7 separate regions of the Mus musculus genome follow, and regions 2, 3, 4, 5, 6 and 7 are each linked to region 1. A link is a loop called in an ENCODE intact Hi-C map of the cell type or tissue named here. Cell type or tissue: heart. All regions are shown on one strand. Region 1 overlaps Prdm16 (PR domain containing 16). Region 2 has its middle 40 kb from the start of Ttc34. Region 3 has its middle 7.0 kb from the start of Actrt2. Region 4 holds the start of Prdm16 (PR domain containing 16). Region 5 overlaps Prdm16 (PR domain containing 16). Region 6 has its middle 83 kb from the start of Ttc34. Region 7 has its middle 71 kb from the start of Ttc34.

The links. A loop is a pair of places that touch in the nucleus more often than their neighbours do. Peaks named below come from ENCODE experiments on the same cell type or tissue, not always from the same donor. Only the 100,000 strongest peaks of a DNase experiment are listed, where the experiment ranks them.
Region 2: it touches region 1 in a loop (7-fold over the local background); 13 of 42 quality-filtered maps call a loop at or near these places.
Region 3: a loop joins it to region 1, with 9 times the contacts of the local background. A loop is called at or near these places in 14 of 42 quality-filtered maps.
Region 4: a loop joins it to region 1, with 7 times the contacts of the local background. A loop is called at or near these places in 8 of 42 quality-filtered maps.
Region 5: it touches region 1 in a loop (4-fold over the local background); 10 of 42 quality-filtered maps call a loop at or near these places.
Region 6: it touches region 1 in a loop (5-fold over the local background); 3 of 42 quality-filtered maps call a loop at or near these places.
Region 7: it touches region 1 in a loop (2.4-fold over the local background); 3 of 42 quality-filtered maps call a loop at or near these places.

What each region holds. Positions count from the first base shown.
Region 1 is chr4:154,327,272-154,331,271 of GRCm38, reverse strand. It overlaps Prdm16 (PR domain containing 16), which reads left to right. Exons shown (of 17, transcript NM_027504.3): 13 at 2,439-2,608; 14 at 2,838-3,012. Among named protein-coding and RNA genes, the nearest start is that of Arhgef16, 29 kb to the right of the region's middle. In heart, CTCF peaks have their summits at 676 (motif pointing right) and 2,223 (motif pointing left); DNase peaks (open chromatin) are centred at 1,081 and 2,211; H3K27ac peaks cover 2,566 bases; H3K27me3 peaks cover 1,113 bases.
Region 2 is chr4:154,795,841-154,799,840 of GRCm38, reverse strand. No RefSeq gene overlaps it. Among named protein-coding and RNA genes, the nearest start is that of Ttc34, 40 kb to the left of the region's middle. In heart, a CTCF peak has its summit at 1,831 (motif pointing right); no DNase peak of the experiment used is centred here; H3K27me3 peaks cover 2,494 bases.
Region 3 is chr4:154,672,829-154,676,828 of GRCm38, reverse strand. No RefSeq gene overlaps it. Among named protein-coding and RNA genes, the nearest start is that of Actrt2, 7.0 kb to the right of the region's middle. In heart, a CTCF peak has its summit at 2,049 (motif pointing right); no DNase peak of the experiment used is centred here; H3K27me3 peaks cover 3,767 bases.
Region 4 is chr4:154,633,763-154,637,762 of GRCm38, reverse strand. Prdm16 (PR domain containing 16) reads left to right here and starts at 890. Exons shown (of 17, transcript NM_027504.3): 1 at 890-1,040. The coding sequence starts at 1,004. 5930403L14Rik (RIKEN cDNA 5930403L14 gene) reads left to right here and starts at 1,396. Exons shown (of 1, transcript NR_045643.1): 1 at 1,396-4,000. Prdm16os (Prdm16 opposite strand transcript) reads right to left here and starts at 183. Exons shown (of 2, transcript NR_168731.1): 1 at 1-183. In heart, CTCF peaks have their summits at 1,509 and 3,005; DNase peaks (open chromatin) are centred at 892, 1,462, 1,872 and 2,792; H3K4me3 peaks cover 4,000 bases; H3K27ac peaks cover 3,985 bases; H3K27me3 peaks cover 1,790 bases.
Region 5 is chr4:154,391,624-154,395,623 of GRCm38, reverse strand. The region is part of intron 3 of Prdm16 (PR domain containing 16); the gene reads left to right. Among named protein-coding and RNA genes, the nearest start is that of Arhgef16, 94 kb to the right of the region's middle. In heart, CTCF peaks have their summits at 1,676 and 2,773 (motif pointing right); DNase peaks (open chromatin) are centred at 1,543 and 2,033; H3K4me3 peaks cover 528 bases; H3K27ac peaks cover 3,959 bases; H3K27me3 peaks cover 1,676 bases.
Region 6 is chr4:154,752,314-154,756,313 of GRCm38, reverse strand. No RefSeq gene overlaps it. Among named protein-coding and RNA genes, the nearest start is that of Ttc34, 83 kb to the left of the region's middle. In heart, a CTCF peak has its summit at 1,636; no DNase peak of the experiment used is centred here; H3K27me3 peaks cover 272 bases.
Region 7 is chr4:154,764,462-154,768,461 of GRCm38, reverse strand. No RefSeq gene overlaps it. Among named protein-coding and RNA genes, the nearest start is that of Ttc34, 71 kb to the left of the region's middle. In heart, a CTCF peak has its summit at 2,107 (motif pointing right); no DNase peak of the experiment used is centred here.

The DNA of each region.
Region 1 (4,000 bases):
CCGGTGCTGCTGCATAGGAAGAGGGGCTGTCAGAGGTCTCTGCAGTTCCCGAGGAACCAAAACAAAAGGAAAAAAAAGAGCTATATGTACGTGCTTCCGAGGGACGGGCAGGCCAGACCAGGGCTGCCTGGGTGACCTGTGGCATCTGCAGGGGACTCGTGCTGTTGAGGGAACTCCTAGTCCCATGAGCAGCTTAGCCTTGGCTTTACTCCGCAGATACAAATCAAGGTTTCTTTTCCTGAGCAATCACCCTCCCCGCCCCCCCCCCAAAAAAAAAGCAGGAAGAGCTGGGCCTGGCCCTGTCAAGGTGTCGCTATGTTTTAGGGTGTGTGGGGAGAGCAGGTGAGAGGTGAAATTCCTTCCGAAATGTTGCATCCACAGGGGGTTATAGAGCAAGCAGGACCGAGACCTGATATTGCTCAGGCTGTGCAACATCAGGTGTGCGAACCAACAGTCACATCCGGGCATATTTTGCAGGTGGTCATGTGAGTCACATTGTGTCCCAGACTGTGGAAGAAAGGCTGTGTCCAAGGACACCTATGTGCCCCAGAGGCCACTCAGGACTCCCTAGGATACAGTAGAGGCCCAGACCTGTGATAAACAAGTCTGGTGAGGCAGTTAAAAGTATAGCAGGAGCAAGGGGAGCCTGGCCTCAGACAAGGCTGGAGGCTGAAGGGACCTACTGAAGAAGGGAACCATACACAAGGGGGCGACACAAGAGTTCAAGGTTGGAAGGTCACATGCCTGAACGAAGGGCCTGGACAGGAGGAAGGGCCCCTCTCAGAGTAGCATCCCTTTCTCTGGGGCCTTAAACTTCCTTGGTTTTTATGGGGCATCCAAGGACCAGAGGATTCGCAGGCTCTGAGAGTCCAAGGGCAAAGTTAATAAATGCGGCCCTGAGTATTCTAAGCTCAACAGGGACAGAAACACAGTCAGACACCCTGGGCAGGGGCCCACACAGACCTCCAGGGTCCATCCAGAGCCTGGCTCCTCCTGTACTGGATAGTACAGTGCTATAAAAACTGCTTTGACACAGCCCCTCCTGGCTGTGCCCCTGCTGTCCTCGGGCACGTCCGCAACCACATGACAGAGGCTCGTGACCAGTGTGCTACTCTAGAGCCTGCCACCAGCCCCAAATCGCAGTGGGGCAGAGCCCATAGGAATGCAAGCCTGCTGTATTTAGAACAATCACACATCCATGTGGGTGAAAAAAATTTTAAAAGCCCCCCCCCCATCTTTGCCCTCACGGAGGCTGACATAGCAGGCTCTGGCTCTAGAGAGGAAGGCAGCCTGTCTCACAGCACTGGCGCTGGAAATCTTGTGTGTTGTGTTGTCACCTAGCAGGGCTCATTTCCCAAATATGAAAGTATATACTCGCACAAACACGGTTTTCAAGTGCTGTGTGTGTGCCTCCGAGATCCAGATAAGCGCCCAAAGGCGTTCTGACGACTGTTTTGCATATGTGTGCTCATATACCTGAGCACACACATGCACTTATACTAAACACACACTGCATGGATGCACATGGATGCAGAAAAAAATACACCACGGAGACAGAATCCCTGCTGCAGGGTCCGTCTGTGTGTACAGCCCTCGGGGAAGCCCTGTCAGCTCAGACTCCCACAATGCACCGCAGCTCAGACTCCCACAAGGCACAGCTCGCTCCTTTCCAGGGCGCCTCACATGTGCTGCGGAGCCTGGAAGGTCCCTTCTTAAATCACGCACTGTTCTTTGTTTTGGGCCTGGTTTCTTTATTGTGGGTATTGCTTGGGCCCTGTTATAAAACTGGGAGAGAGCCGGCCTCTGTTCTCTGCTGTTAGGGCCAACGAGGCCACGCCTGGAGGGCAGCCACACAGCAGACGTCTCTCACTGACCACAGCTTCTAACTGCGCCATGCTCTCTGGTAAAATGGTTTCCCAAGTGCTTGGTCAACCTAGTGGGGGTGTGGCAGGCAATACTCTGAGCACACAGGAGCCCATAGTAGCTTGAAGGATTCAATATGGCTACTAGCTGGCCTCAGCATCGAAACCACAGTCCCAAAATCCCCCCACCTGACCTCCAGGGTTACTAAGAGCATTAGATAGCCACCACGAGCCCCCAAGTGAAATGGGGCTGGTTCAGGGTCTTCAGTCAGCAGAGGGCTGCTTTCCCATCTCAGGGTAACCAGCCAGAACAGCTTTCTGTATCTTTCGGTGGCTCAAGGCTGCCCTCTTGAGGCTGAATAAAGAATGTCACCTCGCACTATCTCAGCATCTTACTCCCTCCAGTATAGAGCTCAGGGATAGTTAAAACCTGGCCTAGATGTCTCTAAGAATAGAATCCTAGGACATGTCTGAACTCTCCAGCTGGGTAGTCAGGTGACCTCGGGGACTCCACAGTGGACACAGCTCCCACGGCACTTGATCTCTCCTCTGAGGCAAGGCGCACCTGTTTTCCAGGTGCAAGTACTGTGACCGGTCATTCAGCATCTCCTCCAACCTCCAGCGGCACGTGAGGAACATCCACAACAAAGAGAAGCCGTTCAAGTGCCATCTGTGCAACCGCTGCTTCGGGCAGCAGACCAACCTAGACCGGCACCTGAAGAAGCACGAACACGAGGGCGCACCAGGTGGGTGGGGTGTTGGGCGTGGCGGCGGAGGGGCGTGGCGGAGGAGGGGCGTGGCGGCAGAGGGCGTGGCGGAGGAGGGGCGAGGGAAGAGACCTGGCAAGCAAGGGCAACATCACCCCTCAAACAACTTTCTAAGAAACAGTTCCCTGAGATCACCCCAAGTGCACATTGGCACTGAGTGAGGGCTGGATGCCCCCAAGAATGCCCCTGACACTCAGCCCATCCACAGTGAGCCAGCACTCCGGGGTGCTCACGAACCACCTGGGCACCAGCGCCTCCTCCCCCACCTCCGAGTCGGACAACCATGCACTTTTAGATGAGAAGGAAGATTCTTACTTCTCCGAGATCCGAAACTTCATCGCCAACAGCGAGATGAACCAGGCATCCACTCGAATGGACAAACGGTAAGAAAAATAAGCCAACCCAGGCAGGTCTAGACTCAGCTCCTCTAATGGTATTGTCCAGGATGCATGAATCTCCACCCCTGGATGGTACTAGGTCCCATATGAAGGAGGTCCCAAAACAAGCAGAGTCCTCCCTACCAACCTCCCCATGTGCACACCTGCAACCACTTTTCCACTAAGAGGGAGAGGGAGACAGAGACAGACAGAGACATAGAAACAGAGAGAGGGGGAATTCAGCCAGGCTACAGAGGTGTTCTCTGACACCTCACATCCAAATGTCAGTGTCTCCTTTACGTGGGGACTCTCCCTTCGGCACGGACACCTCCATATCCCAGGAAATGAAACTGATCAGAGAAGTCATTGAAATATAGAAGTTCTCTAAACCCTAAGAAATTTCAAGAAGGGTCTCCAGTTTTGAAGAGGAGAACCAGAGGCTCATAGAAGTGGCATGACTTGCCAGTGCACGCCTTTAATCCCAGCAGTTGGGAGGCAGAAGCAGGCGATTTCTGAGTTCAAGGCAGCTTGGTCTATAGATTGAGTTCCTGGACAGCCAGAGCTACACAGAGAAACCCTGTCTCAAAAAAATAAAAAATAAAAACAAGGGGCTGGCGAGATGGCTCAGTGGGTAAGAGCACCCAACTGCTCTTCTGAAGGTCCGGAGTTCAAATCCCAGCAACCACATGGTGGCTCACAACCATCCATAAAGAGATCTGACTCCCTCTTCTGGAGTGTCTAAAGACAGCTACAATGTACTTACATATAATGAATAAATAAATCTTTAAAAAAAAAAAAAGAAATACTATAAAAAAAAGGGGGGGTGGCATGACTTGCTGACTCAAAACTGGCCCAGAACCTAGAGCCAGGACCCATCCCTTATTGCATGAGCCATCATGGGCCACAGCTCTGTGCCACCAGGGTCTAGCTTGCTCCCATCCACTTTGAAGAAATGAGGGAGGGTTCTCCAGAGATGTGTTTCTTCAGACACTTG
Region 2 (4,000 bases), 470 kb before region 1:
AAGGTGACTCACAGAAACATGTTAGTTAGATCCAGGTAGGTGGCTTTTCAGGGCAGCCAGTTGGTCCTTCCAAAGACTGACTGTCTTGATATCTTCAAGGAATCTTTGTTACAATGAGGGTCAGCGTTGTGGAAGTCATAGGAAGGCATACAGTATGTCAAATACCCATGAGGCAAAGTAGCCACTGGCTCCCCGATCCTAGACTCTCCCCTTTCTTCCTCCCCATCAACACTGGGGTCTATGTTCTTGTCCAGTTCTCTAGCTTTGTCAGAGCCTTCCCCACATTCTTCCTATGGACGTATAGATATATGCATATAAATGAGTTAGTGTATACCCACACATATACATGCACAGATAGACATACCTGTATATAGATAGGTATGTCAATACATGACTACAGTCTGCACACACACACACACACACACACACAATCTATATAGGCATGCACTTGTAGTGACTTGTGCACACAGACTGGTACATGTACTTGGTCACATAGGGGCAGGTGTCCGCTCCCTTTTACTAGTTCAATATACCAAGGGCCTACAAGGTCACCCAGCAGCATAAGAACAGCAGCATCCTAGATGTCCATCATCCTGTAAGGAAGAACAGCCATCCCAGAGGTGGGGAAGGGAGCCTGGAACATCTTGTAGTGTCCAAAAAGAAGGAAACAGTTGAGTATAGACTGCTGGGCATGTTAAGGGAAATAGGCTGGAATGGAACTCCTAATTGCCTAGGCTGGGGCAGGGAGAAAGGAAGAAAAGAAAAGGGAGAGAGGGCACTGTCTGGTTGAAGGGGCAGTGTGCAGCTGTCCTATCCCTCAGAGAGGTGGATCCATCCCAAGCATCCACCAGGAGATACCTGGGGTCTTTCATCTTAAAGATGGTGGTCATGGGCTCTTCCTCCTTGGGAGAGTGCCACAGGGTCACTGTGAGGCAGTGAGGGATTCCAGAGGCTGGGTTACCTGCCTGGGTCATGCAGCAGACACCCGGGGTCCGACAGGTCTCACCTATTTATAACCAGCCACGGGGCTCACCCTTGAAGTGTCAAGAAGGGGTTGGCTAAGGAAAACGCCCAACTTAAGTGCAAGTTGGTAGCTTCTTGTGGACCGGGGGTGGGGGTCGGGGGGGGGGGGAGGGATAGCTCTGGGCTTTCAGAGCCGGTATCCTCGGGACCAGGAAGCCTGTGTGTGCAGGGCCGGGCTGGGGCCCCATCCTGAACGGGGCCTTTGTATTGGGTCCTGGATCTGAGATATAACTTACTTTCATTTCTTCATATGCAAGTTGGAGAGGCCAATACCTTCTTGCCACCCCTCTGGGCTGCTCAGGTTAGGGTTCAGGAAAACATGAGGTCTACTGAAGGGACAGTATGTGGGATTTTGTTTTTGTTTTTTGTCTTTGTAACCAAATCATCACAGTTTTAGAGATGGAGGGAAGTTTTTTTTCCCCATCTCTATTGGCAAGTGCTATTGGTCCCACATCACTGATCTCTGTTGTCCTAGGGAGTGGCCTTAACTTGCAATCACTTCACTGGGTTCAAGGGCCTTGGAGCCTCTTCGTGAGACTGTCAGTTCCCCCCTCCTGGTCATATGCTACAGCTAGAGAGGGCCCAACCTAACACATGCCAAAGTCAGAGAGAGCTTCAGTAGTTTCCTTGAAAACCTGGGTGAAGCCTCCGTGCTCAAACCAGCTCACACATGGAAACCTGCTCTGTGACTACCAGGAGGGACAGCATAAGGCCACCAACCTAGCATTGGTGATCTAAAGGCCCCTGGCAGGTCCTTCTCCCAAACCTTGAACAGCTACCGTGAAGGCGCTGCTTATCTTGTCCACTAGAGGGCAGCATAGTTACCCAGTGGGCAGGACGTCTTCCCACATCTAGGTACCTTTTGTTGGGAATCCAGGATCTCTCTCTCTCTCTCTCTCTCTCTCTCTCTCTCTCTCTCTCTCTCTCTCTCTCTCCCTCTCCCTCCCTCCCTCCCTCTCTCTCTCTCTCTCTCTCTCTCTCTCTCTCTCTCTCTCTCTCTCTCATCTGTGAACAGGGTTTGAGGTGTGTGATTGCCTAGTCTGCTAGACAGATGTTTTCTGGGGCAATGATCACTCACATCTATTCACTCTCAATAAAGCTGCATTTATCAGCCCTCCAGAGAATAGGTGTTAAGCCATCTGTGAACTCAGATGGATGTCCAAAGGGCACGGATGTGGCATCGTCCGTGTTAGGCTGGAGTGAGAGACACAATTGCCCTAATTAGGAGGTGGCACTCTGGTGGGTGCTAAGATTCACACCTGGTGGCATCAGAGCTTGTGGTGCACATGGGCACCTGGAAGGGCTGGGCACTCTGTGGAGCCAGTGGGTCAGAGATATACTCCATTTGCTAAATTTAGTGTAAACTCAGATGAGATTGATTTGAATTTTAAAGGTTCTGTTCATTTGGGGGCTGAATCTATCTATGGCTCACTGGGATTTGAGCTCAAACTCTTAAAAATCAACGTGGTAATGATCAATTTGTTAGCGATAGCCACAATGAGTACCTGGCTTTCCATCTGGCTGGTTGCTCAAAGCCTGTTGATAGTAACTAATTGCCCAGAGAGGTCCCCGCATCCCCACACCTGGTGTGTTGCTTTGGCTGGGAACAGACTCCTGCTCTGACCCAGGCCACACTGAAAGTTTCCCAGGAGACAGGAAGACGAGGCTGCCAGGAGCCCTTCCTTCAGATAGGACCAGAGGCTTGGTGGGTCTTGGAGAGAAGCCACAAAAGGTCTGTAGGACCTTACCTCCCTCAGGTGGAGTCTCTATATTTCCTAGATGAGCTGTGAGGTGACCCATCCCACAGATGAGAAACCTGTTAGAAGATTCCGAACCTCTAGTGAGTATCTCCCACAAAAGTGACATAAGAGGGCCAGCGTCCAGCTGACTCTCTAAGCTGCTTCTTGCATCTTGGGGCCACCTTCAGTCCCAGGGCCAGCATGTTCTTATCTATTACTCTCTGAAGCCTTCAGCTCTCAGGGTCTTCTCTACAGCCCAGGCTAGCTTGGAACTCTTGACTCTGTTTCCCCAAACTCCCGAGAGTTTGCTTGGGTTACAGGAGTTTTCTACCATATCTAGTTTCTCCTGAAGGTCTGGTGAAATCTGTGATCTTTATGGAGGACACATTTAATGGAAGAAGAGGAGGTGAGGGGGTTTGAGTCCAGCTGTTGAACAGTTAGGGACAGACAGACAGCTCAACAGACTAAAGCTAGACAAACAGGTGGGCTTCCTGGGATCAGCCCTGCCCTCCTCTCACCTCTTTGGCCCAAGGTTCATGAGAAATGAATCTTTGAAAGCACAGAGTGACTCCAAACTAACGAGGAAGAACAGCGAGGGACATAATCTGAGCTTTGGGGTGGGGGTTTCGGCCCTCCTCTGTTCCACTGGGATCATGAGTCTGGAGCCCTCCGTGCCACCAAGAGCCCCCTGATGATGATTCAAAGCTATCTTTCTTTGTGGAGGGGTGCATGGGGCAGCTGGAACCCAGCCGAGGGCTGAAGGCTCACTAGGCTTGGGGGTGGGGTAGTAACATCCGTCACAGCAAGAGGCCGTGACCGTGAATGGATGCTACAGAAAATGCATTTTGTTTAAGGGCATAGAAGTTAGCAGAGGGTGAGTGCTCCTCCCCAGAATCGCCAGGCTCAGGATGACATTCGAGTGATCACCTAGCTCCAAGATGGCGGCTGTTGCCGGAGAGTAAGCATCCTCTTCCAGAATGTCAAGAGAGTGTGTGCCTAGCTCCAGGCATCTTGGGCTAACCTGTGCTGCCAAGCATGGGGATGCCAAGCAAGGAAGCAGGCAAGCGCGCTTGAGCTCCACTCAGGTGGGCAATGCATCCGCTCTCTTCCTTTGCCATCTGGCTTTGAATTCTTTCAAAGGTGGGGGTGTTCTTCTGAACCCCATGAAGGGAAATGTATATCAACAATCTTCTTACATCCCGGAGACTAAGCGGCTTCTTCCCCGACACGCTGTCTCC
Region 3 (4,000 bases), 350 kb before region 1:
CCTCAAGCCCTTGTCACCCACGTTGGGATAGCCTCTGGACTGAGATGTTGTCTTTTTGGTACCTTAAGTTCCCGTGGATTTTCTTTAAAAGATGATGTCAGGGCAAGGGAAGATGGCTTTGAAGGATGACCTACCTACCTGGTGTGAGGTCACAGTGAAGACACCTTCAAGAAACCTGAGCATCCAAGGCCCCTCCCAGAAGAGCACAGAATGGGAGGTGCCCTATAGAGTCTGGTGTGCCCTATACAGTCTGGTGCACGTGCATATTCACTTGTTAGATGATTGGCTCTGTGACTTAAGCAAAGAGCTGAGAATCTGATTGACAGACATGTTTCTGTGACCACTTTAACAAGAGACCAGAAATGGAGCAGCTTAGAACAGGAGGATTCCTTATGTCTGGAGTAAAAGGGTGAAAGCCAGGTCCAGGCATCCTCTGAGAATCTGGCCAGGGACTGTCTCTGTCTGTCTGTCTGTCTGTCTGTCTGTCTGTCTGTCTCTCTTTCTGTGTTTTTTTGTTTTGTTTTTTTGAGACAGGGTTTCTCTGTGTAGCCCTGACTGTCCTGGAACTCACTATGCAGACTAGGCTGGCCTCAAACTCAGAAATCCGCCTGTCTCTGCCTCCCAAGTGCTGGGATTAAAGGTGTGCGCCACCACAACCTAGCTGACTTTTCTGTCTCTTGGATACAGGATGCACCTTTGTTTGTAGTCACATGCTCGTTCTACCTTTGTTGTCAAATCCTCCCGACATATCCCTTTCCTTGCTTCTGAGGGTGCCAGAGGCACTTTTTGAGGCCCACCTAGTTCTAGCTTACTTAATTATACTGCGAAGACCCAATTTACAGGTAAATTTGTATTCTGAAATTCTGAGTGATGTAAGTTTGTGTATGTGCTGGGGGGATATAGTCCAACCTCATGAGCACACAAAGGCTTGCAAGCTCCCCGATTCTCAGCATGGTCCAGGCAAAGGCTGGGGAGGTTGCAAGCCTCTGTGTTCAGTCTCTCGGGACCCAAGCCCACTTCTGGTCTAAGACCAGACAAGAAGGAAACAGGTGGCCCCGGAGCTTCCTCCTCTGATGAGCCTTGGGCAGGCAGGGTATATCTGCCAGCCAGTGAGCCCCTGGCACACCCCTTCTCTTCTAAACTAGCAGAACTTGCATGCAGTGCAGGCAAGCCCAAGTGGGATTGCTCGATTCTGCGCCTACTATTGTCAATTTCCTAAGGGCCTCCTAGACCGTGCACATTGGGCCAGGGGGCTCCATCTCCTCTTGGCAGGGGTGGTTAGGCAGCAATCTCACCGTGGACATGGACAAAATCCTTCCACCTGGAGCTGAAACTCCATGGCGACGATAAATCTTCCCCCCCAAGCCCCCCCAACCCGCCCCCTCATCGTGTCTGGCTTTCAGAATCACAGCCTGCCATTTGTAACATGAAAAATGTTGCCGTGCAGGCTGGAAGTGGCAGGCGCATGGTAAGACAGTTAGCGCGCCTACCTCAGCCTCAAACACAAAGCCTTTTCTTTCTCCAGCTGGAAATGGGTACGGCCCGTGAATGCAAAGAGCTCTTTTCAACATTAGATTTTAAATTATTTGAATTAAACCTGGAATCCTTCCGGGCCCTGAGCTCTCTTGGTTATTCATCATTGGCTAAGTGTAGAAGTCTGTTCGGCCTCTCTGGGGACTGCCTGACTTCGAAGCCGCATCTGAAATGCTATAAACTATTTAAAACCCAAAGCTTGGCCGTGTTTAGTTGGAGGGAGCACATTAACACGCACTCCGCCACAGAGCTCTTTGGGGAAAGGACGGCTAGCTCGGCTAGTTCGTGTGTGTTTGCTTACTCGGTGGGACTCTCCTCTGGGTAATCACCGCAATACGCTTGAAAACAGACCTCATCCCCGCTGAGACAGGGTGATGCTTTCCCCTTATTTAGCAAACATTGATTCTTTTTTCTCTCTCCTAGTGTCCCGCGCTGCCCGGAAATTAACAAGCCCACTCGCTCCTGTCCAAGATTCCCCAATTCTTCCACCCCTAGACCCCGCGGCAGTTCCACACGGGCACCAGCAGGGGGCGGAAAATGCTTTTTGTAGTTTAGAGGGTCAGGACGCAGCTCCCTTGGGACTAGCCTGGGATCTTAGGTTCTGTCTTTCGAGTTGCCCCAACTGTCCAAGCTGGGGAAGGGAGGGAAGGGAGGAATCCCGCAGACAGAGTTGGGGCTAGGGACACAGAGACACCTTGAACTGAAGACCAGAAGGGAGGAATCCCATGGACACAGTAACACAGACACAGCCTGGAACTGAAGTAAAAGGAGGTGTCTCTATGAACAAAGCTGAGGCCAGTGGGGCACGAATGACCTGAGCGGAGGAGAGATTCCCACAGACAAAACTGGGACCAGGTGGGCAGGGCTTTCCCTGGGTGCTGAGAGGAAAACCCTCCTTTGTTTGGGTCAGGTCAAGAAAATTTGAAAAAGAAAGAAGTGGGCAGCAGTAGCAGTAGTCATTTAAAATAGTGAGGCCATGGACAATCACTGGGAACATTCTCACTAGGTGTGTCCCTACTGGCTGGCTGTACTCACCAGGGAAGTACTTTGCAAAGCCATATGCCCTTGCCTCCGGGGAAGCGAGGGCCAGAAAGCAGAAAGCAGGCACCTGACATACTGGGCAATGGTGTGGGCTGATGACTGGGGGTTTGGGGGAGGGGAGCAGGGTGGTATATGAGGGGTTCTAACTAGACTGGAATTGCCAAGCTGGGGGCGTAGTCGTCTCACTTCTATTCTGTAGCCCTGACCTCATAGTATGGACTAAAATGGTTTTCACAAATGACAATGAGGACACTGGTTTCCATTTCTCTCTCCATCTCCCTTTTTCTCCATTCTCTCTCCCCCTCCCCCTCCCCCTCCCCTCCCCTCCCCCCCCTCCCCTCCCCCCCCTCCCTGCCCTCAAGGTAAGTCAGATTCCACTTGGTAAAGCTTCTGTGCAGTTCAAAACAGCAATGGACAGAGCCCACGGAAGCTGAGCTCACCTCTCCCTCCCCCTTGAGCCTTACGGTCAGACTTCAGTTCCAGCTTCTATTAACCAGAGACCTCCTCACTCCTGAGGTTTCCAAATTGGGATGCCCACTCGAGTGTCTGAAAGCACGATGTAACTGGTGTCTGTTGATAATTCTAGGAGCAGGACACCTCACAAGGAGAAATCCTGGAGAGTTGCATTTCCAGCAACTCTGGAAATGGGCAGTCATAACTCTTGAGCATGCTACAGCCTGGCTCCATTTTAATAGCATTTGGAACACCCAAACATCAGTGTAGGTTTCCAGCCACACACGTCCATGGGAAAGGACCTAATAACCCATGCCTGACAGTGTTCACCTCTGTCGAGAGAGGTAGAGCCCCCAACTCTGGATGGTATACTTCTTTCAAAGTTCTGATAAATGATACACAATGCTCTCCAAAATTGAAAAGGTGGGGATAATTTCCCAGAGACCAAGCATGGAACTGGTGGTTCGGAAGGGCTGGAGAGTGTTCAGTTGGCTGTGATATATATCCCTCGAGGCTGCTGTAAGTATTCCAGTGCCTAGGCTGTGCCTGTAGGAGGTTGGAGTATCTTCAGGTTCTGTCTTGCCTGACAATGTGATAGGAACCCTAGAATTCCCGATTGCCCCCAATGTTGGTGGTGCACAGAGGTGAGTAGAGCAGCAGGCTTAATGGTCACCACAGGATATCACAATGGGGGGATGGGTAGCCTTAGGAACTCTAGAGAAGTGAGGCTGGAAGGGTAGGTGCTACAAGGGCCAAGCTTAATACACAGGATTGGGTTCCATATATGAGTAGATAGATGGATGAATGAGTGGGTGGACAGATGGGTGGATGGATGGGTGGACATATGGGTAGACAGATGTGCAGATGGATGGATGGATGGATGGATGGATGAATGAATGAATGGGTGGGTGGATAGATGCGGTGGATGGATGGATGGATGTTGGATGGATGGATGGATGGATAGATGGGTGGA
Region 4 (4,000 bases), 310 kb before region 1:
GAGCGCAGCGCACGGGCCCACCCCGGAGGTGCAGAGGTGCAGGACGCCCCGAGACGCCCAGGACAAGATGCCGGCCTTCGCACGGCCGCCCCCCGACGCGGGGCGCGCTAGCCTCAGCCGCCGCGCCCGGCTGAGGACCGACGGCTCCAGCGCCACTCGGCGTCCCGGGCGGTGGCAGAGCTTGGAGCTGGAGGCGCCTCGGCTGTTTGTTTTTGAGCCGCGGAGCCCGAAGCTGCAGCCACCGGGTGGGGGCGGGGGGAGGGGCGGGGGCGGGAGGCCCGCGGGGGGCGGCGGGCGGCGGGGGCTTCGGAGGAGCCGGGTTAGGGCGCGTTGGCCCTGACACCCCCTCCGCGAGCGCGGGGTGCGGGCGGGGACCGAGGGGAGTTCGGGAGGAGAGCGCTCTGGGGCGACGGCGAACGAAAGCTTTTTAATTAGTAATAAAACGCAATAAAACGCAGCAAAAGCAGCCTGGACCCGTGTCCCAACTATCAGCGCGTTTGCGGGGAGATCCAAGGAAGTCGCGCAGAAACCCGCTGCGGGCCAGTCTTCTCTACGGCCCGGCTTGGGCAGGAGCCACAGCGCTGCGCAGCGCAGGGCCAGGGCGGGGAGACGGTCACCTCGCCTCCAGGGCTACCTGGGTCCTTTTAAAGTGTCCAGGGTGCGGGCCCCGGGCGGGAGCGACGAGCAAGGAATGTTTTCTTAAAGGGCCAGTTCCGAGCTGCGCTGAAAAGGGGGGGGGAGGGGGGAGAGAGAGAAGTGAGGTGAAGACCGAGAAGGCCTCGGAGAGCCCCCCAATCCCGCGCCGAGGCGGCGGCGGCGGCGGCGCGACGAAGAGGATGATGAACACATTGCAAAGTTTTTTTGGCCCCGGCGAGGGGTGTCAGATTGAGTGCTCTGTGCGCATGTGCGAAGGTGTCCAAACTGACAATGCTAGGGAGATGAAGATAGTGTGTAGCTGCTTCTGGGCTCAAGGAGGAGGAGAGAGATTCCGCGAGCCGACACCATGCGATCCAAGGCGAGGGCGAGGAAGCTAGCCAAAAGTAAGTCTCCCGCGCTCGACCGCGCCGCGTCGCCGGGCCCGGGCCGCGGGGCCGGGGTACCCGGGCCAGGGGTGCGCGTCGGGGCGCGGTCGGCGCGCCCGCGGCTCCGGCCCCCGGTCGACCGCGCGGTCCGGGGGCTGCTCCGCCTCCCGCGCTCCGGGGCGGCCGGGCTCCGCGCGGAGGCTCGGGGCGCCCGGGCCGCGCGCTCCCCGAAGGCGCCGGCCCCCTCCCCGCAGAACCCCCTCCCCCCCACAGTGTCAGGCGCTCGGGCCCGGGAACCCGAGGCGCGCGGTGGGGGCCGGGGAGGGGGGCCGAGGGGGAGGGCCGGGGGTGGAGGAGCGAGAAAAGCGAAAGTTAGCGAAAAGTTGACGAAAGGGGAGAGTAACTTTTCCTCTTCGCTCGCTCTCTCCCTCTCTCTCTCCGAGTGGCTCTCAGTCCTGGTCAAATCATATTCCGGGCTTTTGAAATAGTGGGCGCTAGAGCACCGCCTTTGGCGTCCGCCAGCCGGGCTCAGAGGAGGGAGACCCTGAGCCGGGGAGGGGGCGGAGGAGGGGGCGCGGGCCGGCGCCCACCCGGCTCCCCGGGAGCAAGGGCAGGACGGCCGCAGCCGCTGGGGAAGCAACATGGAGACTTTTTCCTGCGCTCGAAACTGTGCTCTTGAAGTTTATTCCCAAGTGGTGCCCCGCGTGGTGGCCGGCGCTCCTCTGTGATCCTCGCGATTCGCTCCGGCCGCCCGGTGCCGGCGCCTCCGGCAGCGGGGTCCTCACTGGCCGCTTTGCTACCCGCCGCCCTGCCTCGCTTGGCCTCGCTCCGACCCTCTCGCACATGCTGTCCCCGGCACCCGCGAGCCCCAGAGGGACCAATGTCCCGGCGAGGCTACCCGGGCCCGGGGCTTACTTTCTCTTTCGCGCCGCCTCGAGCCGTGCCTGGGGCTGTGCGCTCAGCCAGCAGCGGGCTGGTCCCCACCGCAGCCCGCCGGCTCCTGCCGTCCGCACTATGGCCACCGTGTCTCGCAGCCGCCCAGCGCGCCCTCCCGTCCCAGTGCCGGCGCCATCCGCAGGAGTCGGGCCCGGGGCTTCGTCCCTTGCAGCCAGCAGGTGGGGACCCGCTGCAGGGCGGCCGGGGGAAGCGCGGCTCGAACAGCTCGGGCCACGGTCCGGCTCCAGCGAAGCGTTGAGCGCTGTACGGAGAGGATCCGAGTCGCTCGCCCCCGCCGCCCCCTCCTCTACCACGGGCCGGCTCCAGGTCCCTGCCTGATCACCAGGCCGTTCGGTCTGCGCCTCCGGGGCAGGATCCTGCCTGGCCCGGCCTCGCGGCTTCCAGAGCCGAACTCTTAAAGAGCGTGAGTCCAGCGAGCCGGTGTGGGATCCGCGATAGTTTTCCGAAAAAGCCAGGCACTTTGAGCTCCGGACCCTACGGAACTTGGCCCCACGGCGGCCCGGCTGTCTTAGGCCGCGCGCCCACTCTGCAGGGAAAAGCAACTTCCAGCCTCCGCCAAGCTTCCCTGAGCTCCGCCGTTGGAGTTCGTGGCCCCTCGGTTAAGAGCCCCTTTCCTGCCGAGCTCCCTGGCCAGCTGCCCTTGACCTCGGCCTTCTGGGCCACCCATGACCTCTGACCCCTCTTGGTGCGAACAGTGCCAGTAGGTTCCCAGCGGATGCGAAGGGGTTGTGTGCGTGTTGGGTGACTCTCCACGACGCGTGGAACGGGTGTGCAGTGTACTGTTAGAGTCCGGTGTGTACCGTGAGCCTTTGGGAGTCTCGACCCCCTGGCTGCAGGTTGGATGGTCAGGCTCTCGCTGAGGAAAGACCAAAGCTTGAAGGAGAGAGACGTAAAGTGACTGCGCTCTTTTTGTTGCCGCCGCCTTCGCTGCAAGCGAGAGACTGGCTCAGCGCACCCAGCGCGGCCCCGGAAACTTCCCAGAGGCCCACACCCGCTCGGCGCCCTGCTGGGCCTCCTGCTCTCCCTCCACCAGGTGGGGAAGGTCACTTGGCTCCGGCCCTATGTAGGGCCAGAACGGGCGTCCAGCGACGATCTTGAGGCCTTCTCTGGAGGCCAAGAACCGAAGGACACAACCGGTGGGAGTCCACAGTTCAGGGCGTTCTTGGAAACAACCCACAGGAGCTTGCCCGACAGACCCAGGGTCTCCACTTGAGTGTCAACCTGGAGACCTGGTTTCAGGCTGTGTGACTGTTACTGCTACTACCAAAACCCCTTCAAGAAGAGGGCGAGGCGGCTCAGGATGGAAGACGGCCCAGGGCTTACTGAAGACTTTCTTATTTCTTTAGACAGCATTTTAAGGGACTGTGGAAGGCTCCTGGGAACCTGACTCAATTACCTGAAGCAAGAGTGACCAGCAGCCAGCCCAGAAGCCTCCTAACTGGCTGACAGGGTCAGGGGATAGAAGAAGGAGCAAGGTCATGGTGGTTCAGGGTTTTGTTCTGCCCTCATACTACTCGGGCCCCTGAGCTGTGACTGAGATGTCCTGAGGACAGAAGGACAGATGGGCCAATGGATGTAACGGCAGGACACAGGGCTTGGGTGTGAGGTTGTCCCAGGGGTGTGCATTTTGAGGTATAATTTCGTTTGTATTTCCTGGTGCTCCTACTCCAGACCTCTGTCTGCATGGCTTGTTTAAGCTGGACCTTTCAGTTGGCCCTTTTGGTAGAATTAGGGGCCCAGAGTAGATCCTTCTGTTGAGCTTCCTAAGGACAGAAATCTCTGAAGCTCCCCAGTGAGGACTGTGATTCAGTTGGTGGGAAGTTTAGCTAAGCCTGAGCCTGGGCAAAGTGAAGATGGTTCAGATCAGGGGTCCCCTTACTCAACCTGGGCCAGTGCTGGCCAGTAAGGACCTGAAGCTGTCTTGACCCCATATTTTAGAACGAAAAATTTAACAATAGCGTATTGTTCCAACACTGGTGTGAGCCAGGTGGGCAGTTGGGGGCTTGGTTGGTGCTGCTGCT
Region 5 (4,000 bases), 64 kb before region 1:
ACTTCCCACAATAATGCACTGTAACTTAGAATTGTGAGCTAAAATAAACCCCCTTTCCCTAGTTGGCTTTTTGCAGGCTATTGCATCATAGAAATCAGGAGCAGGGGTGGGGATTAAGGATACAAAGGCCCCTGCATTAGAGATGCAAGTTCTTGGTGCAGGCCTTGGGGATGCTTCGGAACTTCACCTTAAGCTGAGCGTCTCAGCTGGAGGCCCATCCAGCCTCTCCAGAAAGACAGAGAGGTCTCAACTATAGAGGCCCCTAGCCTGTGGCACTGAGAACAGGAGTTTGTAACAGGGTCAGGACTATGTTTCCTGATCGCATGATGACTGTTCTGTGAGTTTCTGCCATGGACAGATGCCTAGAATAAGGCAGGCGCTTTGAGGGACCTCAGCCCAATGCCTGTGTGTAGATCTGGCCCTAGAATGGACCTGGAGTCTTTGGGTACTCTGGCATTGACTTAGAAACAGCTCAGAACCCTGCATATGCCTGCCTGCTGCCGGATTTGCCCTGCCTTGCTGGACTAGGTAGGGCTCTGCATGCACACAGATAATCAAGTGCCTGGGGCAATAAGGACCACAGGGCCCAGACAGCAGCAGGTAATCAGAGTTGTCTCCATTCCTGAGCAGAGTGAGATCTCAGAGGAGTTCTGGACAGTGGGCTCCAAAGATCTGATATAACCTGGCAATTCTGGGACTTGTAAGAATCCCACGGGTTAAAGAGTTAAACCCAAGCCTGTGCTCCCTAAAGTTGACTCTGTAACTGCTCTGATTCCTGGAGGACCCTGGGCTGGGCAAGGGAAGGGAAGCCAGAGCCTGGTCTTATGGTTAGAGAGACTCATTCCTTGTAGCTTTGGCATCTTGGCATTACGTCTAGTCATCCTTGGGGCCACTATTGAGTTCTGGGTCCCCATGGATACCTGGATGCTGAGGCTTTGTGGCAGTGGCTTCATCTGTTCCAGAAGAGACCAGAACCAGGCTGCCAGTCAGGCCACTGGGCCTCTGGCAAGACCATAGGCCGGAAGGCTGGGACCCAGAGCAGGGTGAGTCACCCCAGCTCCAGGTCTCTGGTGTGACCCTAGCATGCCCAAGGGACTCCCGGCTGTTGTGTTTGCTGTGCTGTCCATCCTCACTGCTCTCATGCAGGGCCCCGGGGCTTCCTGGAGGCTATGATCCAGCCGTTGCTTGGCCCCTGGCCGGGTCACTTTTTAGTATTCTGTGTGATGCCCTGAAACAAGCAGAAAAGTAGAAAGAGAAACGGGGGGGGGGGGGGACTATTCAGCACCATCCCCAAAACACACAGCCAAGGACACTGGGACAAAGGGCAGTCTTCATTCAGACCAGTGGGCATGGCTTCTGCTGCTCACAAAGGATGCTGCTAAATGTTCAGAGCAGTGGGAGGGACCCCCACTTTGAGTACTGCTCAAAGACACCCTCCTCTGCTGGCCTCCAACAGAGAGGACAGACAGAACGGGCTGCCCCAGAGCCTTTGAACTCATGAAGCCCCATTTGGGAGGTGACCTTGAATGTCAGGTGCCACTGAGCCCTGTCCTGGCTCCTGACACCAGCCTTTCGGCTCTTCCCAGGATGGTGTGGATTCCCCTCCTCCCACTGGGCCAGCCTCTCCCACTGCTCCAACAAGCCAGTGCTCTGAGCCCGCCCCCTATCGGCAGCAGGCTGTTTCCCTGCTCAGGCCCTCCAAAGATGTTGATTTGGGGAATATGATAGTCAGAGACGATGCTCCCACAACACACTGTCCGTGAATAATTACTGCAGTGATCATTGAGTTATTGGAGCCAGAAATCAATGTGTTGCTGCAGAATTTCACCAGCAAGAAATCACACTGGCTCCCCCTGCCCCACCCCCACCGTGTCAACACCTGATGGCCTGGCTGTCTGGATTCAGCATTCCTAGGCCTGCTCCCTGGCTCCCACAAGGGTCCCCACCCGAAAGAGATAAGATAGAGCCCGTGTCGGGGAGGAGGTGTGGACGCGGCTGCACCAGCTTGGCCCGCTGTGAGTGATAAAAGGGGCTTTGGAAAGGTGCTGACGTGGCCACCGTGCTTAATGAGGTCATCGCCAAAGCTACTGCCCTCCTAACCTGGAGGTCAGGTTCCCAAAGTGACAGCCACGGGAAGTGGGGCCATCTGCCACTGCCTGTCAACACCCAGCACCCCATCACAGCAGCCAGCTCCAATGCCTGCAGGGGCTGGGCTCCAGACTCATTTCAGGGCTGTCATCTTAAGCCCTAGGGCATCCTGAGAAAGCTGAAAGGGACCTGGGGCCCTGTGCTAGAAGAGAGGGAGGGCAGCTGTTGGTGGGGAGGGGGCACTCGGGCCCCTTGTCAAAGCCAGCCTCGGGCAGTACATCCTGTGGCTCCCACTCAGGTTTCAGCTTTGAGGCTTCTTAGCTGAGGTTCCTCCTGTACTGCCCTAAGCATTCCGGGAGGCCTGGACTCTGCCCTCCACCATACTGGCTTGGAGGCCTACTGTGTGACCCTAGCTTGCTCAGGTACCTGCAAGAGGCTTCCCAATGGGGCAGAAGAATGCCCTCAGACCAGACTGAACTAGGTGTCTGTCTAGGTGTCTGTTTTTGAGCAGGGAGTAGGGGAGAAAAATCTGAGAGCAAAAGGAGGCTAGGCTCTGCTCCCAGCAGCCTCCCTATGGCTCCCTGCTTGGTTACCATCTCTGTTTGAAGCCAGGCTTCATGGTGGGTCAGGACCCCATCTGGAGATATCCAGTCCAAGTGTAATATATGTTAAAGTCCCCAGGGGGCAGCATGGCCTCTTGGGACCAAGAGCCCTGGGCTACAGATTTGCATATCAGATATCCTGCATATCAGATATTTACATTACAATTCATAACCATCGCAAAATGGCAGTTATGAAGTCACAATGAAATAATTGTATGGGGCATCACCACAACAGGAGGAATCTTATGTTAAAGGGTTGCAGCCTTAGGAAGGTTGAGAACCACTGCAGTAGTTATCACTAGGATGAATTCCTGCCAGGACCAGGGGGAGCAACTAGGGGAGCCTGAGCCTCCAGACAGCCTCATCTAGGAACAGCTGAAGGCTGAGTCTTTTTAGAACACTGCTTCCCAGAGGTCTGGCTTCCCTCCCTCCCTCCCTCCCTCCCTCCCTCCCTCCCTCCCTCCCAGGATAAGAACTTTACATCTGTGAAATTTCTTAATTTAGTATCTAGTTCTCTCTTTCTGGCCTCAATCTTTCTTTGTGTCAGAATAGGTAGGACACTTGTGGGGAGCATGACCCCCCCACACACACACACACCCAGTCTTGCAGACCCGCCCTGAAAGTTGCTCAGGGTAACATTCAGCTCTTGATGATGATGATGATGGTGGTGGTGGTGATGATGATGGAGCCTGGGAGAAAAAAAAAAGTCAGAAAATCATTTCCAAAAATAGACAGCAGGAAATGTGTGGTATGGCTGGTTGGCGGCACTCTGGGTTGGGGCACAGGCTGGCCAGGCCAGCTCTGTGTTCTGGGAATGGCCATCACCCATTTGTAGAGCAGGTCCATTGGAGGACATTCATGGAGCCCATTCAGGCCTCTGAGTTTAGCCTTAACAGAGGTGTGTGCTCCTCGGAGACCCCAGCCAGTGCTAGCTCACACCCCTAGATTACCAGAGCTACCGGTAGGGCATGGCTACAGAGTCACTCTGGCTTTTCTGAATAGAAAGGACTCTGCTTGGCACAGGTGTTCCGAAGGCACCCTAGAGAGCTCTGAGCACTATGTGCTCCGGACTGCTATGTTTAGGGAGGAAACTGTATAGCCAGCCCTCAAGAGGCAGGCCGGGGCTTCTGCAGGACCCTTGGTGATAACACAGAGGAAGGCGTGTCAGGTATAGAAGAAGGATGGTCAGTCTTAACCTTTGTTGGTCACTAGCTGTCTGATGACCACAGGCTTGACATAAGTACCACAGATCAAACACCGTTCAGAAAGGCCAGGGAACTGGTAGGAAAATTCAGAGGTTCCCTGATAAC
Region 6 (4,000 bases), 430 kb before region 1:
CTCACATATGTGTGTGTATATGTATGTGTGTATGTGTGTCAGTATATGTGTATGTATGTATGTATGTATGTGTGTGTGTGTGTGTGTGTGTGTTGGGAGTGGGATATGACCGCAACCTTCAACAGAGGTTACAGAGCTCCTGTGAAGGGTGCTATTCCCAGTGGTGGTTGACATCCTTGGTGGAGGATGCTCTTCAGTGTCATGGAGTCACCTTCATCTCCACTTGCCAGTCTCCTGTGATGGAGTAGAGATACTTTCTCAGAGACTTAGCTCGAGAGTGGCCCCTGACTGCTGGCTGGAGTTCTCAGGGACTTGAGAGGGGCTGTGAACCCACCCTGAAGTCTGGGCTTCCATTTTTATCTTCCCCATGTTTGAGGCTTATTTACAATTGTCAGGGGGAAAGAAGGCCTCTAGATCAGTGTTTCTCAACCTTATTAATGCTGTGGACCTTTAATACAGTTCCTCATGTTGTGGTGACCCCAACCATAAAATTATTTTTGTTGCTACTGTTTCAAATCAATGTAAATATCTGTGTTTTCCAATGGTCTCAAGCAAAAACATTGTTTGCACATGGGGGGTGGGGGTCGTGGCTCACAGGTTGAGAAGGCCTGCTCTAAGTTCCTGGGTCCAGGCCTGCATCACATCCACATTAGCAAAGGGCCCGATAATTCAAATTCCCTTTCAGACCATAGTCACCTTCATACGTTCTCTAGAGATGATGTATGTGAACAGGCATTTGAGGTCATGCTTCTGGAAGTTTCTATTTCACAGGGAGCTAAATCAGGAGGTTCTGATGTTGGGATTTGACACAGGCTTCAGGGTACAGGAAGATAGCACCCACCATGTCCCTGAATTTAAAGCCTCTCACTCCATAAAGGAATGCTTAGGGGCTCTCCCTCAGTGGGCCAGCTTACCTCATCATCTCAGGAAAGTACAGGGATGTACATCACAGACCTGACTCTCTGTCTCTTCCTTCCTCTGGGTTTGACTAGAAGGGGAGGATGCTGGGAGCTGTAGCCCAGCTAGCCTTGGAACACATCACTGGGCTGATGTTCAAGGACTTATTTTCTATTTTTCTCCCCCATGTCACCCTGGCTCCCTGCCTGTCACCTCACTGATTGCCACTTGATAATGCTTTCTGGAAACCAGCAGCCCCAGTTGTCACTTGCCACTGTGGACACCGGGGCATCGAGGAGAAAGTTGGTTCTTGGTGAGGTCTGATATCTACCCACTTGCTTCTTGCCAGTAGGCGGGGCTCCAACCTCATTCTACCTGCAGTGGCTCCCCACTCTCCCCAGCAGAATCTCACTAGGTGAGCTTCCCCAGTAGCCATAGCCAAGGTCCACTCTGGGAGCAACATGGCCCTTGAGCCTTCTGTTCTGGTCCTCCTCAGCAACTTGACCCCAGCATCAAAAAAGCATCTCTATGTACCGGCCAAGAGAGCCTGCCTGTTTCTCTGCAGAATCATTCTGTGAACAAGACAGGCCAATGGCGACAGCGAGGGCTTGTTCCCTGGAGGAAGGCTGGGACTCATCGCACAGGCAGAAGCCCGAGGTTCTGAGAGCGTACAGAAAGTGTGTACACTGCCTGCCCCATTCATAGCCCACAGAAAACATGTAGGACCTGCCAGGATGCTCTGGAGGGAGGCAGAGAGCTGCTGCACCAGAAAGGGCTCCCGGGAAAGACGGAGGAGCAGGTTAACCTCCAGGAGGGAAGAGTCTGTCAGCTAGCCAACCTGGCTGGAGTGGCGTGGGTGTAGGGAGCCTGCCCACACATCACCCTCAATGCCAAGCCCAGAGCAAAACATGAACTTACCCTTAATTACTTTGACTCTGGTCCAGAACCTTGAACCACATACTCAGTTCCCCCTTTCCTTGGGATTGTTTGGGGTGACACGTTCTCTTTCCCCTCAGTCAGTCTGATGTGACATGTGCCCTCCTTCTGAGTCTCTCAGGGATCTTCCAACGTGGACCCAGAGCTGGAGGTGGGAAGCACAGCAGAGTTGATAATGGCTGGAAAATGCTGAACTCAGTGTGTCCAGAACTTCTAGGAGTAAGTGTAAACTATCCAAGCCCGTCCTCAGTGACAGCTTGAGAACAGCCTGGGGTCTAGCTGCAACTGCCCGAGGCTCTGTGGAGACCTCTCCTCACGGGATCACCCCAACCTCTTCACCGTCAGTCTGTTCCTACGTGCACACGGCCATGCTCTTACATGTATACACATAGCCACACACACCACAACACATGCATGCTTTTACATGTATGCGCCTTCCTCTGAATCACACCCACCTATCTACCTGCATTTGTGAATGACCATATGTGTTTGCACACACTTGTTTCTGAGTGTCCCCTCAACGTAGGCCCAAGGCCTTCCCAGCCTTGAAACACTGTGAACTAAGTGTTTACTAAGTCCAGTCACTAAGGCTGGACTCTCTAGCAAGCAAAACCTAGCCTAGGTCGGTACTCCTGGCTGTCTCAGCCACTGTATGCACACGTGTGTGTGTGTGTGTGTGTGTGTGTGTGTGTGTGTGAACAACAGCTGTGTGTGTACATGTGTGGATGCAGAAACAGCTGGTATTAGTGTGTGTGCCTGCTTCCATGGGCACACAGCTGTATCTTCATGCTGGCATCTGTGTGCACCTGGGTCTAGCCCGTTTGGGGTCTATGGGCTGCTCTCCTTGGCTCTCTGGTCTTGCATTCAATCTGCTACTGCCATCAGCCATGGAAAATTTTGTGGTGTGTTTTCTTTGGTGCTTTGGTCCAGCCATCCTAGAATCCAGGCTCCAAGGCCCTGTCCCCACGTGGGTCCTGACCCCGGGCAGTGGCCCCGTCCCACCCCACCGTCTTCGCCCCATGTCGCCTCAGCCCATCACGGCTGGCTGGCTGACAGGCTGGCATTTCCCTTCCTGTTTGGTTCTTTCCCTCCTGTCATGTCGACAAGCACAATCGTGTTCCCTGACAGACGGAAATATCAATCCTCAAGAACAGGGACAAAGCAGGTTTTAAACTTTAACGAGAGGCTTTAATGGAAATAAAATGTAAGTTCCCCTTCAGATGGGGGGTTTCTGCTTTATCAGAGAGAAACCTCCTTTAATAATAAATCAAGGAGGCGCATTTTCATTCTTTTACATGTGTGAATATTTAAAGCATGCAAAAACGCGGGAGAGCCATTTGCTGGAACAAAAGGAAACACTTATTTACCCCTGAAAATAAATAAATGAAGGGAAGGTGTATGCTGACGGGAAAGTGGGCACCAGGACTTAGTGCAGGCAGCTGGGCGGTTGGGAGTGGCTGTCACTTCGGGAGAAGTTTGCAGTGTGAGCTGGCTGGGAGACTGGGAGACTCTGTCTCAGTCTCCTATTGTTATTTATTGTTCCCAATTTTTCTTTATGGGGTGCTAGGAGAGGCATTCAGGGCCCCACAAATACCAGACGTGTTCTACTATTGAGCTATATCCCCGGCCTTGTTTCCAGAGCTTAAAAGCCCAGGTTCCCATCTTGCTTCTTTCACTAAGCATCCTTCACTAAGGAACGCCTGGCCACTCTTCATTCATCAAGCAGCCCCTCTGTTCCCTAGCAGCTGGCTCTTACACACCAGGGTGGGGTGGGGGAATTGGTTCTAAAGCCCAGGTGGGGCGCTGCTTGCTGTGGAGGACCCTTCCTACATTCCCCAGCCTCGGGGGCATTAGCGATCCTTAGCTGTGGCCGCACCTCGCTGTTTTCTGCCTCTTCAGTACACGTCTGTCCCTTTCCAATATAGACAGCAGCCCCTGGATTGGAACCCCTAATCCTTCGTCATCCCGGTTCTATCAAATCTGCAAAGACTCTACTTCCAAATAACTTCCCCCTTTCAGATAAGGACTCCCCAAGCCTGGCTCAGTGGCAGCCGTTGGGAACCTCAGAGTCCACGGCAGAGGAGGATGTGAGTCAAAGCCATGGCTGCCACGGAGTCCCGTCCACAGCTTCCACTTCCCTGACGCACAGAGGACAGCGCCTGGACAC
Region 7 (4,000 bases), 440 kb before region 1:
GTTCAGCGTACAGGAGTCCTCAGAGGTTGTTGTCAGGCTGCTTGAGTTGGGGTGTATTGGGGTGTTTGGAGAAGCTGTGGCATGCGCAAGGCTGCAAACTCTTTAGATATTCCCATCTGACCTCTGAATGCCTTATCAGGGCTCCTAACAATCTACTTGGGAAAAAAAAATAACCGCCTTCTTGAACTGGTGGTCACTGCCAGATCCAAAGGGGTGTCAGGATTCCTGGGAGCACAGTCATGCCAGGCATTTTGACGGATGGGCTTTAAGAAAGGCAATGATCTCAGGAGGACTGGCAGCCAAGGGACCATTAGAGCTAAGAAGCCTTTCCTAATGAGAATGGGGACAGACACCAGCTGACAGTGAGGCTACCATGCTTGCGCTGAGGACAGTCTCGCAGTTCTGGGTCACCTCTTGAGAGGGGTGCTCCTGTGGCTGGTTTTGCAAATGTCAGAGGTTAGAGGCTCAAGTCACTGGGGATGAGCCCCATGCCCTGGAACAAAACCAAAGGGGCCGAAGCAAAAAGCCCTTCTCCTAGATCCAGTGTCCCTTCCTCCTCTCAGTGCTGTCAGGGGACTCGAGGTAAGCAAGGAGAAGAAGTACCTCAAAGAGTGAAGGGTGACCTGGGATGGAGATACCAGGCTATGATAGGCACTCACTGCCTCTCAGGGCTGCGCACACATGTATGTTGGTTGCCAACACTGGAGCAGCCAGTTCACACTGGCCAGAAACACAGTGAGCAATTGTGAGACAAATGGACTATTTTTCTCTCTGGGCAAAGGGAGATGAAAGATGACAGCCAGGGTACTCACTTCCCGACAGTGTTGCAGAACTGTCGCGGGGCCTGGCTGGTTTCTGTCCAGGGTCAGGTGTGACACTGTTCACATATTCTGTAACGTGTAAATTAAACTGTCCTGCTGACCACTGTTAACTTTCACGAGACCCCAAAGCAACAGACATGTGGAGGAGCAAAGGATCATATTTGCACATGGACACGAACATGCAAACATACAATCCACACACTGGCACACAAAATGCATCTCTGCATTTGCACGAGTGCGCACACACTCTTATCTATAAGCAAATGCACACAATGTATGCACACTCACAAGAACAAGCTGCCATGAGTAAATGTGCACATACATGTGTATTCCACCACTGCACACATGCAGGCATGCATGTCTTCCTCACAAGCCTGCACACACATCTGCACATAGCCACACATCTACTCAGACATTAAAATGTATACACACGTGCACAGCAGCCGTGGTTTCACCTCCTAGAGCTGGTGGCGTGCAGTGTCCATATTTATTGTTATCTTCTATGTCTTGTATGCTCATTCTAGCATCTCCACTGACTGGAGTTCATTCCCCTTCCAGTAGCCCCAGAGAATTATTGAAGATGGGTCTGAATCTTTGGAGGTCCTAATATTCTCTTCCTTCCTCATGCTGTAAGTCTCCTTAAGAAGACCTGGCAGCACCCGGAGACACTCTGGGTGTCTCTCACCAGGATAGCAAGGACCCGTTTGTCCAGGATGTGGAGTCCATCTACTCTGCCTGACACACAGCATCCTAATGGACACTTGCTGGCCTCGGCTTTTGTTTCTACATGACCACAGCCGTGTCACTGGTGAAGTGTTCCTCTCTCCCAGGAACTAAAACTCATAAACTGCAGACTCTAAAGCCACCAGGGACAGGAGCAAGAGTCTTGGAGTGAGGGAGCTGAGAGGAAATGATTGTACATCTGAACCTGAGTTTGGCCCTGTCGAGTCTGGCCCCAGGAGGAACAGAGCCTCACCTTGCTTTCCAAAACACAAACCGTAGCAGCAGGTTACAGCAGGGTCATCCCACTGTATCATAACGATAACTGACTCCTACTAGGCTGCTGAGTGAACTACCTGGGTGGGAATCATGCTGCCTGGTTCTCATTGCAGCTAGCCTGGGCACATAACATTGTTATGCTGACATATGACAGTAGGGAGGCCTGGCAATTGGCCACATGTTTTGGCACTGCCCTGGGAAAATCTAGGGAAAATCTTAAGAGGACCTGTGACAGTGAGGATCTAGGAAAGCAACCAGAGTACAGAGGTGACTCAAATCCCAGAGGCTGCCACCAGAGGGCCTGGGGTGGTTTCTGCTTTGACAGGTGAGTCCTAGGTTAGGGCAGAGGTTGGTTGTCCCTGTGTAAAGAGGGTTGCTCTCACGGCTGAGCCTGTGCAGAGCAACTCATGTGCTGCTGGAACGAAGGCCCATGATCTGCCTGGATCAGAGATTCAGAAGTCTGGAGGCTGGAAGGCTAAGATTGAGCTGGGAACAGGGCTGTACTTACGAGGGCTCCCGAGGGGCTCCTAGAGTCCCTGTTTGTGGTTACACTATTCCAGGCTCTGCCTGGGGTATTTGTATTGCTTCTCCCAGGCCACCGTCTTCCTTTAACGTTTCCTTTTCTTAGAGACACACGAGTCACTGAGTCAGGGCCCACTTTAACCTTTTAAGTTTGATTGCACCTGTAGAGACCTTGCTTCAAAATGAGTCTCTGTCACAGGTTCTGGGGTGTAGACCTAAAGATACCTTATTGGTAGACACTGGTGACAGCTCCCATCACTGGGGCAGTACTGTGTAGCTAGGGAAAAAGAACGGGCCTTTTGCTGCGTGATTTTATCTACAGAACTCATGGAATCTGTGGATATTCCAGGCTTGTACAGGCTATAGATGTCCCCCCAAAATGCACCCCGTTCCTTCTCTAAGACAATATGAGCTTCATATCTCTAATCCCTGGATCATGCAGGCTACCTCAGACACATCCACACCTCAGGCTGGCTCTCTATCTCATGGCCTCTGCTTTTCAGGACTTTCCTAGTTAGACCGTTGATCTATTGCAATTCTTCTGGGATGGAGACAGAAAAAGGCTCAATATCCCTCTGAGTCTGGTCTGTGCTTGTCCTTCATCATAAGTCATGAGGGTATATGCTGATAGCACTGAGGTGTGGGAAAGAAAGCAGGCTACATCACAGACACTGTCTGGAGAGTCTGAGTCTGAAGTCTGAGCTGCATGGTTCACCCTGAGCTCTTGATGCCCACAGATTCCTCATCTCCGCGGTTATGGATTGCTGCTGCCATGTTTACCTTCCTGCTAACATGGAAATCTTGGGTCAGAGGGGTGAATGTGTGTGTGCTGAAGGCCTCACTCAGGTGCTGGACCTCAGGCTAACTTTCAGAAGAGTGGAAGAAAAGAAAATAGAGAGACAGACAGGCAGACAGAGACAGACAGAGAGAGGAGAGGGAAGACAGACAGAGAGACAAAGAATGAGAGAGAAGAGAATGATACACACACACACAGAGTGAGAGAGAGAGAGAGAGAGAGAGGAGAGAAGACAGACAGAGACAGAGAGAGAAAGAATGAGATACAGAGATACAGAGACAGAGAGAGAAGATAGAGACAGAGAGACAGAGACAGAGACAGAGGAGAGAGAAGACAGAAAGAGAGAGAGAGAGAGAGAGAGAGAGAGAGAGAGAGGAGAAAAGACAGATAGACAGAGACAGAGAGACAAAGAATGAGAGACAGAAACAGAGAGAGGAGAGAGAAGACAGAGAGGGGAGAGAGAAGACAGAGAGAGACAGATAAAGAGAGACAGAGAGACAAAGAATGAGAGAAATAGAATATGATACTAGGGGAAACAGTCGTGTGATATGGAGAGATCAGGGAGGCCTGTCTTTAGCAGAAATCAAAGATGTCTCCAGCCACCAGAAGCTGGATGTATACAGGATTTTCCCAGAAGCCTCTGGAGGGAGTTTGGCCCCCGTTGGCTCTTTAGTGTGGCTCGGTGAGGCTGATGGCTGACTTCCACCTCCAGAACAGTGAGAGAACGGTGTGTGTGTGTGTGTGTGTGTGTGTGTGTGTGTGTGTGTGTGTGTGTTATATTAAGATTCTCTCTGGCTGTGGGATCTGTGACAGCAGCAGCTGCGAAATCTAGGAGAGGGTGGCTCTCTGCCTCTGTCAGCCC